2 separate regions of the Homo sapiens genome follow, and region 1 is linked to region 2. A link is a contact called in ENCODE Hi-C or POLR2A ChIA-PET data. All regions are on one chromosome and are shown on one strand. The core of a region is the stretch at or near the end of the contact, and the rest is flanking DNA. Distances in the headings are between cores, read along the strand shown.

What was found. Hi-C counts contacts between places; a loop is a spot of excess contacts on that map. ChIA-PET counts read pairs that join two places held with the same protein, here RNA polymerase II (POLR2A). Pooled maps may share reads with other maps.
Region 1: a loop to region 2 is called in a pooled map, with 3 times the contacts of the local background. The contact joins two enhancer-like sites. A Hi-C loop is called at or near these places in 1 of 50 pooled maps. POLR2A ChIA-PET finds 5 or more read pairs at or near these places in 3 of 52 experiments (Panc1, activated CD8-positive, alpha-beta memory T cell and activated T-cell).

Annotation. Positions count from the first base shown.
Region 1 is chr7:102,044,866-102,048,543 of GRCh38, forward strand. The region is part of intron 3 of CUX1 (cut like homeobox 1); the gene reads left to right. Among named protein-coding and RNA genes, the nearest start is that of CUX1, 230 kb to the left of the region's middle. Within about 2 kb of position 1,331, at least 12 of the 41 ENCODE cell types and tissues checked have a DNase peak (open chromatin) inside an H3K27ac peak, as active enhancers do.
Region 2 is chr7:101,742,267-101,745,614 of GRCh38, forward strand. No RefSeq gene overlaps it. Among named protein-coding and RNA genes, the nearest start is that of CUX1, 74 kb to the right of the region's middle. RefSeq lists enhancers at 631-1,574, 2,203-2,723 and a silencer at 1,454-1,573. Within about 2 kb of position 1,730, at least 4 of the 41 ENCODE cell types and tissues checked have a DNase peak (open chromatin) inside an H3K27ac peak, as active enhancers do.

The sequences.
Region 1 (3,678 bases), core at 81-2,580, 300 kb after region 2:
TGCGTTCTGGCTGGAAGATACAGGGAGGCTTCCCAGGGACCCTAACACAGCCTGCTGCCCTGGACCTTTGCTGGGGAACTGACTTCTCAGCCAGTATGTCTGTCCGCAGGCTCTTGGGCCTTCTGCAGTGGTGGAGGTGACAGTGGTGTTAGCCGTGGTGGTCACTGTGGTGATGTGGCTGCTGTACTGTCATTATCTTATGGCAAAACCCGCAAGCCTGACACACACAGTGTCTCCCTGTAAGTTCGCGCCATGATGGCTCAATTAGGGACCCGTCGGACTGCGGCTCAACATCCAGGCCAGCTGCATAATTGAAAGCACATTTTCTCCTCCAAAGCTGCAGCTGGTTTGGTTCTGCTCATGCAGAAAGGGATCTAACCTTGCATAACATAGGAAATGAACAGTTGAGAGAGAAGCCAAATTCAATTTCAGTCAGATATGTTGAGGCTAAGTCCATGATCTATGGAAGCCGGGGCAGGAGCCGTGCGCCTGTGGAAAGGGGCGCTCTCAGCAGTCTATTAATCACGGCCGCCCGCCCGGCGCTGCCGCCACTGCCGGGTGCCACTGCGCCCGCGCGCCCCCTCCGATGTGGGCTGGAGCGCAGCCAAGCACTCCAGAAGTTAACCTCTTAAAGACCCGGAGCTGCTTTCTGTTGAATAAATGTAATTTTGTGGTCAGAAATAAATGCTTGTGATATAGCAGGAGCTTTGAAAACAACGGCAAGCTGGAGCGATTACAAATTGCTCCATGTTGTACAAGTCAACAGCAGACATCAAAATTCCACGTGGAGGGCAAATTGATTTCGGCCCAGAGCTCTGCAGCTATTCAATAAAAGTCCTATTAAACCATTGTATGTAATGAACAATCCAGAGCAAATCTAATATTTTCAGTGGATAATTATTTTTAACATCCTCTCGGTAACTGCTGGTAGATTTCTTGGATGTTTACAGCTCGAACTCGGGCAGAGTGGGCCTTCCCAGCTGTCATTTGGCATCTCCGCCAGGGGACCCGCTCCAGGGACCCAGCTGCGTACATGGCTCCTGAACATGGGGCTCTGGCCTTGGGGTTCAGGTTGCCAAGGAAGGGTGCATGGGGTTTCTGAATCTCCCAGTGCCTGGGATGTAGTAGGTGCCTGGGAAATGTTTGTTGAATTGAGCTGAACTGAGTTGAAATGCACAAGAGGAAGCTCTAAGAACCCCAGAATGACTTAGGAAAATGATATTGTGGCAAAGTTGACTCAAAACCTGAGGCTGAAGAGACCAGTGGGTTGCAGGTAAGGAAATTGAGGTCCCTTGTGATAGACCAATGTCAGCCCCTATGGGAGTCGGGACAGAGCTGGCACCCCGGGAAACCCCAGGACTTACCCAATTCACTTCCCGTTTTTGGAGATGGACTCTTGCTTTGTCACCCAGGCTGGAGTGTAGGGATGCGATTGCAGCTCACTGCCACCTCCGCCTCCCAGGTTCAAGTGATTCTCCTGCCTCAGCCTCTGAAGTAGCTGGGATTACAGGCACGCACCACCACACCTGGCTAATTTTTATATGTTTAGTAGAGACAGGGTTTCGTCACGTTAGCCAGGCTGGTCTCGAACTCCTCACTTCAAGTGATCCACCTGCCTCAGTCTCCCTAACTGCTGGGATTACAGGCGTAAGCCACTGTGCCCAGCCCCCATTTCACTCCTGTTCTGTTTTGGTTTGGTTTGGATTTTTTTTTTTTTTTTTTTTTTTTTTTGAGACAGTCTCACTCTGTCACCCAGGCTGGAGTGCAGTTGCACGATCACAGCTCACTGCAGCCTGGACCTCCTGGGCTCAAGCAGCCCTCCAGCCTCAGCCTCCTGAGTGGCTGGGACTACAGGTACACACCACTACACCCAGCTAATTTTTGCATTTTTTTTTTGAAGAGATGAGGGCTTGCTACGTTGCCCAAGACGGTCTTGAACTCCTGGCCTCAAGCAGTCCTCCCACAAAGGCCTCCCAAAGTGTTGGGATTACAGGCATGAGCCACCACACCCAGCTCACTTCTGTTCTTGACAGCTTGCGAAGTGCATTCTTTGTCAGGGAGGCCACACTGGGAGAGTCGCCAAAGCGATCTTGTTGCTCATCTAGTGTTCCCACCCCCAGGATGCTCCCCTACCTTGCTCATGACAGGGCTGTAACCCTGTCCCCTTCCAGACCAAGAGCTTCTCAGGGAAGGTCTGTTCATTCATTGATTCATTAAATATTTGTGGAGCATGTATGCCAGGCTAGACCAGAACTAGACCCTGGTTAGTGGTGGTAGGTGAATGAATGTAGCCGTTGCCTTCATGAAGCTTAACAGTTTAGCAAGATCTGTATCCCCATGTGGCACAGTGCTTGGCGCTCTGTTAAGTGATGGTGGATGGGTGGATGGATTGGTGGATGAATGGGTGGATGGTGGGTGTGTGGGTGGATGGATGATTTGTTAGATAAATGGGAATGGATAGATGGTTGATTGCATGGAGGGAGGGTGAATAGGGGATAGATGGATGGATGATTGGATAGAAGGATGGATGGATAGATGATTGGATAGAGGGATGGATGGCTGGATGATTGGATAAAGGGATAGATGGATGGGTGATAGGATAGAGCTATGGATGGATGAAGGGAGAGATGGAGGGAGGGAGGGAAGGAGGGAGGGAGAGATGGATGGATGGATAACTGGATAGAGGGATGGATGGATGATTAGTCTAGAGGTAGGGAGGGAGGGAGGGATGGATGGATGGATGGATGATTAGAAAGCAGTATGTGTCTGTAAGAATAGATTGACTCTTACTCATTTTCGTCTCCTGGAGTAAAATCATCCAACTTGTAATGCTCAGTCATACAGTATTTATTTGACTATCGTGGAATTTAAATTTCTAGGGTATTTTATTTTCTGCAGATCTCCCTTCCCTTGGAAAAACTCAATATGGATGTTAATTAGGTTTTACTAAAGTTCCATCAATTTAATGCAGTCGTTCTTTAAATGAAACTGACACCAAGGACCACATGGCCAAAGGAAGCCCACGTTCCTGTGTGTGGTTCTGAGGAGGGAGCATAGGATGCAGTTTGATAACAGCTGAGAGCCCTGAGGAGTTTGTTGCTGGATGTGGAGTATTCCATGTCTCGTCCCTCCCCCAGTCTTTTTCCAGTTGTGTCACAACTCCCTTTGCTAATAATATTTTGCACAGCATTTTACGTCTACAAAGCACCATTTCCATGATGTCGCTCACCCTTCGACACCACCCTGTGCTGGGGGCATCATCATCATTCTGAGTTACCAACAGGAGGGGTAGCAGACAGTCCAAGGGGCAAGGCAGGGACTCCCAGCTCCAGGCTCCAGCCTCTCCTCCCCTCCACCCTCTCCTGGTCCTGTCCTGAAATCTTTGGCTCCCTTGAAACTTGTTATGCCCGGGCAAATGCCACCCTCGTGCCACTGTATTCCCACCACCTCCAATGAGTGTCCCCCACCTGATGGGGTCACACACTTGTCCAGCCACCTGCACAGAAAAGCCTCATGGACACAGCCCTGTGAGGTCAGAAATAGACCGAACAGGGTCACTCGGTTGGAAGGCGTGGTAGTGTTAGAACCCAGGTGTTTGAACTCGGTCTAATATTCATTCCACTCTTTCACACACACGTAAGGGCACATGACCACTATTAATCAAATTTTCAAAAAAAA
Region 2 (3,348 bases), core at 480-2,979:
GGCAAGTGGGGTGGTGTGTGTGTGAGGGTGAGGGGTCCCAGGAAGGGTCCCCACACTTCACTCCTGCACCTCTCGCTCCCCACAGCCCCCCTCCCCTTTTCTAACTCCAAAAAGCCCAGAGGCCCAGCCGTGTTTGGAGAAGGAGGGGGGCCCTGAAGCTTGGGCCACCTTCAAAGTGACTGCAGGGAGGAAGATGTGGACACTAGACTACGTACTGACCACTCTGAGAAGGAAGCCCGCGGGGGAAGGTGGATGGGCGGTGGGCGTCACGGCAAAGGGGTTTAGGGGAGACAGGGATGTCTGTGAGCTGTGGGAGGTGCACACTGAAGACCCAAGAGGTGAGAATGGATGGAACTGCCCCTGAGAAGGGGGACAGGGGTCCCCTCCTCCCCTGAGAAGGAACAAACCGTTGCACTTGTCGGCAGGGCCCTGAGAAGTGGAAAGTGGATTTGATCTTCCTTAGACCATCACGTACCCGCAGCACCCTAGAATGTAAACAGGGCTGGGAATGCGATGACCAGGTCCTGGTACCTTAAGGGCTGGTACCTCTACCTCCATCGGGACCTGGTGCCAGAAATAAGAAGATTCTTAGACTATCCCCACTGGAGGCTGGGCGCAGTGGCTCAGCCTGTAATGTCAGCACTTTGGGAGGCCTAGGCGGACAGGTCACTTGAGGCCAGGAGTTCAAGACCAGCCTGGCCAACATGGTGAAACCCCTCTACTAGAAATACAAAAATTAGCCGGGCATGGCGGCGGGGGTCTGTAATCCCAGCTACTCGAGAGGCTGAGGCAGGAGAATCACTTGAACCCGGGAAGCGGAGGTTGCAGTGAGCCGAGATTGTGCCACTGCACTCCAGCTGGGACGACAAGAATGAGACTCCATCTAAACAAAATAATAAATAAAAAATAAAAATAATAAAAGAATATCCCCACTGGAAGGGTCCTGCAAGGCCAGCCACGAATCTGTACAAGTCCTCGGACAGACTGAGAAACTGAGGCTCAGAGAAGCGGCCCCCACCCCATCGGAGCGTCCCAGCTCCACGCGCGCGCCTGGCAGGGGGCGCCCTTCCCCGCCGCGCGTGCCGGGCAGGGTCCCCCAAGGAGAAATCCCTCTTAAAAGAGTTTTTCCTTTCGCGTGAACTCGCCGCCTGCATCCAGCAGCGCGGTCTCCAAGGTGAACCTCGCACAAATGCGTTGCAGATGTACGTCCTTCCATTTCTGGCTACCGCGGAGCTGCTCGGGAGCGGCGGCGGCGTCCCCAGAGCGATCCAGCCCGCGTTTTCCGTTCCGCCCGCCAACTTTTGCAAGCTGTAGTTATTTGATAATGATTTTTTTTTCAAACCTCTCCCAATAATTGTTATCCTCCCCGCCCGGTGCAGCTCAGGTGATGGGCACAGACGGCAACGCAGCCGCCGCCGCCGCCTCCTCCTCCTCCTCGTCCTCCTCCTCCTCCTCCTCCGGGTGCGCTAGGCTCTGGCTCCAGCCCAGGGGGAAGAGCCACAGCGGAGGCGCCTTCTGCAAAGGCAGCGGGGACGGCCCCGGAGGCTGAGCCAGAGCGACCCCGGATCCGCCCCCGCCCCCCTCCATGAGGCCTCTCACACCCTCCCCCGGCCCAGGCCACCTCCCCCAAAGCCCACTCTCCGGAGGCCAAGGCTGTCTGGTGAACGGCTAGGGGCTGCTGGGCACAGAGTTCAACGCTGCAAATATTTATTAGACACCTACTGTATTCCCAGGCCCTGAGCAGAGCTGGCCTCCAAAACAAATGAGAACAGCCCTTGCCCTCAGGGAGACTGGGGGACGCCACCCCTAACCTGGGAAGGTGAGAGGGGCTTCCAGGGCAGGGATACCCCCGACAGAACCTGCTCAAAGTGCCAGAGCTAGACAAGGAGGGAAGGCTTGGCTCCGCAGCAAAGCTCAAGGCAGAGCTCCGCCCCTCCCCCATCACCTTCAGCCCTTCCTCCGGTTTCTGCCAAGGGTCATCACTGAAAGCACCCTCAGAGTCTCTTTTAGAAAGCTACGGGTCTCTGCGGTCGTGGTGGCTCACGCCTGTAATCCCAGTACTTTGGGAGGCCGAGGCGGGCGGATCACTTGAGGTCAGGAGTTCGAGACGAGCCTGGCCAACAAGGAGAAATTCCGTCTGTACTAAAAATACAATATTTAGCCAGGTGGGATGGTGTGTGCCTGTAGTCCCAGCTACAGCCCATCGCTTGAACCGGTGATGAGCCGAGGTCGTGTCACTGCGCTCCAACCTGGGCCAGAGCGAGACTCTGTTAAAAAAAAAAAAAAAAAAAAGCTACCGGGCTCAGAAAATGGAGTCATGTAGGTAAGAGTGGAAGCAGGTGGCTGAGAGGCAGGCCCACACTAACTCCTTTTTGGAATCCCTGAGGTGCACACATAAACAGGGGTGGCAGGAGGGCAGGCTGGAGAGGGCCCAGGTGAGCTGCTGACCCCCACGGGACGGGGGGAGGTCACATCTGGGTCTGATGGCTCAGCCACAAGTGGTTTGAAAGGGGCCCTTTGCTGGAGGGAAGTAAGCCCAACCTCAGCTTGGTTACATCCCCAGAAAGCCCGGAGAGTTCTTTTTTTGTTTGTTTGTTTTTGTTTTTTAAGCCTGAGCTCATTTTTTAAGTTTTTAAGTGAATATTCAGTTTTGGTTTAAAGTTTTTAAATGAATACTAAGAGTTTTCGTTAAAGTTTTTTTTACGCATACTAAGTTCTTTCTTTCATTAAGCCTGGGTTGATTTTCAGCTTTTTAATGAATACCATTTTAATTATTTATTTTAAATACTAAGGTTTTGTGTTTTGTTTTGTTTGTTTTTGTTTGTTTATTTGTTTGAGACGAAGTCTTACTCACTCTGTCGCCCAGGCTGGAGTGCAGTGGTGCAATCTGAGCTCCCTGCAACCTCTGCCTCCTGGGTTAAAGTGATTCTCCTGCCTCAGCCTCCCGAGCAGCTGCGATTGCAGTCATGCACCACCATGCCTGGCTAATTTTTGTATTTTTAGTAGAGATGAGGTTTCACCATGTTGTCCAGGCTGGTCTCAAACTCCTGACCTCAAGTGATCCACCCACCTCGGCCTCCCAAAGTGCTGGGATTACAGGCATGAGCCACCGTGCCTGGCCTTAAATGCTAAATTTTTATTTTAATAAGTTTTTAATGAATTCATTTTAAGTTTTTTGGGGGTTTTTTGTGGGGGTCCAGGGGGGACCAGGTCTTGCTGTGTGGTTCTGTCACCCAGGCTGGATGCAATGGCATGATCATAGCTCACTGCAGCCTCACACTGCTGGGCTCAAGTGATCCTTGGTAGTGGCCGGAGTTCTGGGTACCTGGAGGTGGGCAGTGATAGAGG